Linked DNA regions of Homo sapiens: region 1 is linked to region 2. The links are chromatin loops, found by intact Hi-C in ENCODE. Cell type or tissue: PC-3. All regions are shown on one strand. Region 1 overlaps COG5 (component of oligomeric golgi complex 5). Region 2 overlaps COG5 (component of oligomeric golgi complex 5).

Region 1 (4,000 bases), 97 kb after region 2:
AGGCAAATCAAATCATTGTTGATTTCTTATGCAACGATCAGAAAATACATTCAGATTCCTAAGATTTTATGTATTATGTCTTGCATATCTTAGTTTAAAGTAGATGCTTTTCATCATGTTAAGGAAGTATAATATACCACATTAACAGAATGAAGGACTAAAACCACATGGTCGTCTCAATTAATGCAGAAAAAGCATTAAACAAAATTTAACACCATCTGATGATAAAAACACTCAACAAACTAGGACTCGAAGGAAATTACATCAACATAATAAGGGCCACATAAGAAAAATCTGCAGCTAACATCCTACTCCATGGTGCGAAACAGAAAGCTTTCCCTCTAAGATCAGGAACAAGGCCAGGATGCCCACTCTTACCACTTCTATACAATATAGTACTAGGAGTCCTGCCAGAAGGACCAAGCAAGAAAAAGAAATAAAAAGCATCCAAATTGGAATGGAAGAAGTAAAATTATATCTGTTTCTAGATGATATGATCTTGTATGTAGATAATCCTAGACTCCTCAAAAAGGCCTGTTAAAATAATAACTGAATTCAGCCAAGTTGTAGCCTACAAAATCAACACATAAAAATTAGTGTGTTTCTACAAACTAACAATGAAATAGCCAGAAAAAAATGAAGAAAACTACCCTACTTTTATAACAGTATCCAAAAGAATACTTAAGAATAAACTTATTCAAGAAGGTAAAAAACTTGTATACTGAAAACTACACGATATGGTTGAAAGAAATTAAAGAAGACACAAGTAAATGGAAAGCATACTGTGTTATGGGTTGGAAGACCTAATAATGTTAAAATGTCCATACTCCCCAAATGATCTGCAGATTCTCAAAATCTCAATGGCATTTTTGCAGAAATAAAAAAATACTAAAATTAATAGAGAATCTCCAGGGATCCCAAATATCCAAATATCTTTCTTGAGGGAAAAAACAAACAAACAAAGCTAGAGGCCTCAGACTTCCTGACTTCAAGACATATTACAGAGCCAGGTGCAGTGGAACACACCTGTAGTCTCAGCTACTTGGAGGATGAGGTGGGAGAATTGCTTGAGCCTAGGTGTTTGCAGCCAGCCTGGGCAACAAAGGGAGATCCTATCTCTAAAAACCCAAATAAAACCCATCCAAATGGAAAAAACCATATTACCAAGCTTCAGGAATCAAAACAGTATGGTACCAGCATAAAGACAGACATAGGGACCAATGGAGTAGAGAGACAAAAAAATAAACGATCAAGTATACAGTCATACAATCTTGAACAAGGGTGCCAAGGCTACACAATAGGAAAAGGACAGTCTCTTCAATAAATGCTGCTGGGAAAACTGGATATACGCATGCAAAAGAATAAAGTTGAAACTTTACCTCATACCATGTATAAAAACTAACTCAAAATGGATTAAGGACCTAAACCTAAGACCTGAAATTATAACTCCTAGAAAAAAAACATAGGAGAAAAGCTCTGTGACACTGGATTTGGCAATAATTCTTGTATAGGACACCATGAACACAGGCAACAAAAGCAGAAATAGACAAACTGGACTATACCTAACTTGAGATTTTCTGTGCAGGAAAGGAAACAATCAATAGAGTAAAAAGGCAACCTACAGAATGGGGGAAAACATTTGCTAACCATATATCTAATAAGGAGTTAATATTCAGAATATATAAATGGCTCTGACAATTCAACAATTAAAAAAACAAATACCATGATTAAAAAACAGGCAAAGGACTTGAGTAGACACTTCTCCAAAGCAAATAAATAAATGGCTGGCCAACAAGCACATGAAAAGATGCTCAATATCACTAATTATCATGGAAATGCAAATCAAAACCATACTGAGATGTCATCTCACATCCATTAGGATGGCTACTATAAAAAACTGGTAAATAACAAGTCTCAGCGAGGATGTGGAGAAACTGGAAATTTTGTGCACTGTTGGTAGAAATGTAAAATAGTGTAGCCACTATGGAAAACATTAGGGAGGTTGCTCAAAATTACCATATGATCCAGCAATTCCACTTCTGGGTATATAAGTAAAAGAGCTGAAAGCAGGATCTTGAAGATTTATTTGAATACTCATGTTTACTGCAGCATTATTCATAAAAGCCAAGAGATGATAACAACCCAAATGTCTATCAAAGAATGAATGGATAAAGAAAATGTAGTATATTCATTCAGTCATGCATTTCTGAATGATAGGAATGTGCCTGAGAAATGCCTCAGGCAATTCTGTCATTGTGCAAAAATCACAGAATGTACTTACACAAACCTAGAAGGGATAGCCTACTACACAAGCAGGCTTTATGTGATAGCCTATCACTCCTGGGCTACAAACTTGTACATGTCATTGTAATGAATACTGTAGGTAATTGTAACACAATAGTACATTTGTGTATCTAAACATCAAAAAGACACAGCAAATATACAGTACTACAGTCTTATGAGGCCACAGTTGTATGTGCAGCCTGTCATTGACTGAAATGTCATTATGTGGTGTATGACTGTACTTACAATAGAACACTCTTCAGTCTTAAAAAAGAAAGAAATCCTATCATATGCTACAATATGAATGAACCTTGAAGATGTTACACTAAGTGAAACAAGCCAGTCACAAAAAGATAAATGCTGCAAGATTCTACTTATATGAAGTAGCTAAAATAGTCAAACTCTTAGAAGCAGAAAGAATAATGGTAATTGCCAAGAGATGGGGGACAGGGAAAATGAATTAGTTACTTCCCTTATTTAAAAAAGTTATTCTAATACACATTTTAGTACAATTATCATAGCCTGAGATTCTTTCCCCCATAAAACTCTTAAGAAATTTCACTAGTTAAAACAATAGTAGAAATATTTTTAAGGAAACTTTTTGGAAACAGAAAACAATTTATTTTATTTTTATTATTTTATTATGTTTTTATTATTATTATTTTAAGACGGAGTCTCGCTCTGTCGCCCAGGCTGGAGTGCAGTGGTGTGATCTTGGCTCATTGCAACCTCCGCCTCCCGGGCTCAAGCGATTCTCCTGCCTCAGCTTCCTGAGTACCTGGGACTACAGGCACACGCCACCACTGAAACGCCAGCTTTTTCTAGGTCTGAGCCTGCAGGCCTTTGGACTGGGACTACATCATTGGCTTTCCAGCTTGCCAACTACAGATCTACAGATCTACAGACTTGTGTCCATAATCCCATTGGCCAATTCCTTATTTTCTACATACAAATATATAACATTTCCTGTTGCTTTTGTTTCTCTGAAGAACCCTGATATCCTAATACAATTGTTGAATAAATCAATCAATCCATCCCAAGGACTGGTCTAAATTAACAGCTAGAGGCAGCTACTAAAGAGATGTACTAAGAAGGACACATAGCTGTTGGAACAAGAAAGGATGTGAAAAGTCCTTGGGAGACATAAAGAGATATAAAGTAGATTCAGAGGGAATGGGAAAGTATAGAAGATAATAATAAAAAGGTGGATTTGGGGTAAGATAGTATGTTAAAGCAATGATTTTCTATATCTATATACCCATCTATTTATACAGATATGTATATGCTGTGTATGTATGATGTATCCCTATATATACACATATATAATAGTATATGTACATATACTATACTATATAATAGTAAATCTATATCTCCTACCAAAATATAAAAAGATAGAATGTTAATTTTAATTATCAAACGGTAGTCAGAAATGTTATTGCCATGTGCAGTGGCTCATACCTGTAATTCCAACACTTTGGGAGGCCAAGGTGGGAGGATCGCTTGAGGCCAGGAGTTCAAGACCATCCTTGGCAACAGCGAGACCCCCCCCGTTTCTACACAAAAATTTAAAAAATTAGCTGAGTGTGGGAGCATGTGCCTGTGGTCTCAGCTACTTTGGAGGCTGAGGCAGGAGACTGCTTTAGCTCAGGAGTTCAAGGCTGCAGTGAGCCAGGATCACATCACTGCAATCCAGCCTGGATGACAGAATAAGACCCTG
Region 2 (4,000 bases):
GTAGTGCAGAACTCTATAGCTTCAACAAAATACTTAAACAGTTTTAAAAAGATTTGAGCTGATACAAAGAAGGTATCTGAAAGCATTTGTGATCTCACTTTAAGTTTTCCTAAAACTCATCTCTGTACAGATGGGCAGTGATCTTTCATTTGAGAAAAAATAAAATCCAGACTCTTGTGTTGCCATTAAAAAAAAAAAAAGGCCTGTGCTAATTACAAACAGGCGAGGTAAAATATACGGATTCCCTCTCAATCAACAATATTGGATTCTTATATTTCTTATATTCCACCAGAAGTTTCTACTACCAAAGCTTGATGACAGAAGAGAGCAAAGCGATCATTTAAAGGACATACTGCTTATTGATCCTCTAGTTTCCAGTACTGAGTTGGTTTTTAGAAAGCTGCATACCTGTACTCTGTTATCTTATCCTTATTGAGAAATCTTCAACCATTATGCACTTGGATATTATGGACAGTTTATATAAAGGCCTCCCATCTGGTATGCTGTGGTCACAAAATATTATGTTGATCCCCTCAGCCCTTAGGGTTGGCCACCTTTTTAAATGAAAATATCTTCTTCGGCTAGGCGCAGTGGCTCACGCCTGTAATCTCAGCACTTTGGGAGGCCGAGGCAGGCAGATCACGAGGAGAGGAGATCGAGACCATCCTGGCCAACATGGTGAAACACCGTCTATACTAAAAATACAAAAATTAGCTGAGTGTGGTGGCGTGTTCCTGTAATCCCAGCTACTCAGGAGGCAGAGACAGGAGAATCGCTTGAACCCGGGAGGTGGAAGTTGCAGTGAGCCAAGATCGTGCCACTGCACTCCAGCCTGGTGACAGAGCAAGACTCCATCTCAAAAAACAAAATATCTTCTTCTGTTTGTGCTATGATGTAAACAACTTATAAAGTTCTGATTTACTAAATAAACAGCCATATGAATAACATCTCCTTATCTTCTAAAAATCGGCTAGTAAAGACCACAGTCATTACTCAATGTTATTCAACGTTCCTTAAAATCTGAGCTGAAAAAAATCTAAGTGTTCAGCACTGACAAGGACTTTTCTCTCTATTATACTGGTATTCTGTTAGATCATGAATATGAATCAACTCTTGTGTTTCTTTGTAAAGTGATTTCTCCGCTCAGTACTAAATTTTTTGCTCAACTGCATTAGGCTAAGTTACCTATTACATTTATAGTCATTCTCTGCACTTCATCATTGAACTAGATTCTTCTGTTTTTTTTTTGGTTTTTGTTTTTTTTTTTTGTTTTTTTTTTTGAGACAGAGTCTCACTCTGTCGCCAGGCTGGGGTGCACTGGCGTGATCTCGGCTCACTGCAACCTCTGACTCCCTGGTTCAAGCGATTCTCCTGCCTCAGCCTCCCCAGTAGCTGGAACTACAGGTGTGCACCACCATGCCCAGCTAATTTTTGTATTTTTAGTGGAGACAGAGTTTCACCATGTTGGCCAGGATGGTCTTGATCTCCTGACCTCAGATGATCCACCTGCCTCGGCCTCCCAAAGTGCTGGGATTATAGGCATGAGCCACCGTGCTCAGCCATGAACTTGATTCTTTTAATACTTCATTCAATAGTTTTATCATATCCATATCTTGGAATGTAACTTATGACCTGTTAGAAGCAGACTGGGTTAAAAATGATAAATGAACAAATGAACATTTCAGAAAAACTTGTCTATATAATTATGAATTGCCTAGTATTACATTTCTATAAGAATCGGAAGCTAAAAATAAAAAAAAAAATTCTCCCCAAGAAAAGCATAATTTACCAGCTTAATCTTGTGAACTGTGACTAAGAAAATACACATACCCTCTAATTTATTAGTCATTACATAAATATCTATATGGGTTTCTGATTTGAATACTTTCTAAGATGAATCATGAAATTGCCATTGTTGTAGATCAAAAATGGTTGAATATTGGCAATTTTATGAAGTTCAACCTGCACAGAAAGGATTTATTTGCCTGGAGGATATGAATGTATGAACAAAGAATTCGGTCTTACCTGAATGATCTCAGCATCCGATAGGACTTTCCTAAATCAGATACTCGTCTACAGAATGGACCCACAGCCAACTCCATCTGAAATATTAAAATATACTCCATTGTTGTAATGTCAGAATCATTAGGGGAATTTGGGAAAGACCCGGATCACAGAAAGTTGTAGCTTGCAGTAAACTTAATTTTATCTGGACTGTAAGGCAAGTTGTGATGGCCAACTAAATTTATTAAAAGGTAAGCACTTACATAATTTTTGCATTTATTTACTAAGAGGGCCCAAGATGAGACAATTCCTTCATGAAAATAAAAAAAAAACATTTTTTGTTATATAAAAGGAAAAAGTTTATATCATTTATCCATTGAAAAATAAGGAAAAGGAAAATTTTCAAGACTGCATGCCTATACTTTAGGCATTACAAGTCTTTTTACATTCAATATAAATGATGACAATTTTTATCAGTCAGTGTGGCTCAAGTAATTAAAAGGACTAACTCTGGAGCTTTTAGTAGCACATCTATATCAGCATTCCAAATGCTGATACTAGTTACTAGTTTGTGACCCTGGATAAGTTACTTCACCTCTTTAAGTCTCAGGTCTCTCATCTGTAAAATGGAGATAATAATACCTACTTAATAGAATAATGCAAATTAAAAGATAATCCCACAAAGCTTTATGTGCATAGCATATAAGTGCTGTTAATTGTCAGCAATTATTATCAGTGTTTAAAAATTTTTCTCTTTTCAATTATTAATAAATTAATATGCTACCTAACTCAAGAATTTAGCAAATCTTGGTTTCACTTCTCTTTATTTTCCTCCTTTGACTGGAAATTCTACTTGTCATTAATTAGGTTACCTGTTCTTTTCTACCAAGTGCATATGCGAACTTTTTGCATATGTGCTACTCAGGTGATAGACTGCTTCTCCACTCTTGCTATAAATAGCGCCCTGGTAAAGAATGGTTTAGAAAATGGTTGAGAATAGGCTGCTCCCTGATAGTACAGCACCTTTCTTCAAGAAGCACATATGATTTAAGGCTTCTGTCCTGCTGGCCACCCTTACAAAAAATTGCTTAAAATCTCCTTGCCATGGGTACACTATAGAGACCCAATCGATCACTCATTTGAGAAACATTTTGACTGCCTTAGTGCTAGGTACCAAGCTAGATATGAGGATTAGATGATTAGATGATTAGACTATCTTGCCTTCACTAAATTCTCAAATTTAATGAAGGGGATATTTATTTATTAAAACAATATGATTATCAACAAAATCAAAAGTATTTGTGTATATGTCCACATATAAACATATATAAACACACATACATACACACATAATGATTCTTATTAAGCAAAATGATAAGTGCTATGTCAAACTTATGACCTCAGTGTCGAGAGAGTTGGAGAAGCTTCCTTGGGATGGTCTTGAGGATGAACAGTAACCAGGTTAATTTCTCTCATAACATATTAAAGACATGGATTGCATACTGCATGTCCTAGAAGGAAACCTTATATGGCTGGGAAACTATAAAATGAAGAATCATAAATAAATATAAAGATAAAAATGTAAGGAAGAAAAAGGATTCTTGCCAACAATGCAAAACAGAACAGCTGTGAGCCAGTGTGCCCAACTCAAAAGACAGTAGGTGATAGGCTGTTCTTTGGAACCTGTTTCATTTATTCACTGGGTAGGAATTTCTGTTTTCTTTCCATATGTGTCACTTACTTTACACTGAGCACAAAGGAAAAATGTGATTATCACTGTATCTTTGATATAATTCCATTCAAATACCTCTCTCTATATAATGGTTTTTTACATACTGAAATTATATATTTTTCACGAAGTGTTTTTGTCAATTTCTCAACTACTCTAGTGGAATCACTGTCTTCAAAGACAACCTTTGCCTTAGCACTTGAGCAGGACCAAATGTTAAAACAAATAAATGGCTAGGAAAAAGTTACGATATGAGAAAATATGACC

The links. A loop is a pair of places that touch in the nucleus more often than their neighbours do. Peaks named below come from ENCODE experiments on the same cell type or tissue, not always from the same donor. Only the 100,000 strongest peaks of a DNase experiment are listed, where the experiment ranks them.
Region 1: it touches region 2 in a loop (2.2-fold over the local background); 1 of 110 quality-filtered maps calls a loop at or near these places.

Annotation. Positions count from the first base shown.
Region 1 is chr7:107,325,891-107,329,890 of GRCh38, forward strand. All of the region lies in intron 10 of COG5 (component of oligomeric golgi complex 5), which reads right to left. Among named protein-coding and RNA genes, the nearest start is that of GPR22, 140 kb to the right of the region's middle. In PC-3, no CTCF peak of the experiment used is centred here; a DNase peak (open chromatin) is centred at 2,251; H3K27ac peaks cover 1,091 bases.
Region 2 is chr7:107,228,590-107,232,589 of GRCh38, forward strand. COG5 (component of oligomeric golgi complex 5) reads right to left here. Exons shown (of 22, transcript NM_006348.5): 19 at 2,026-2,102. The region is part of intron 2 of LOC124901721 (a long non-coding RNA gene); the gene reads left to right. Among named protein-coding and RNA genes, the nearest start is that of HBP1, 62 kb to the left of the region's middle. In PC-3, no CTCF peak of the experiment used is centred here; DNase peaks (open chromatin) are centred at 1,002 and 1,972; H3K4me3 peaks cover 550 bases; H3K27ac peaks cover 3,455 bases.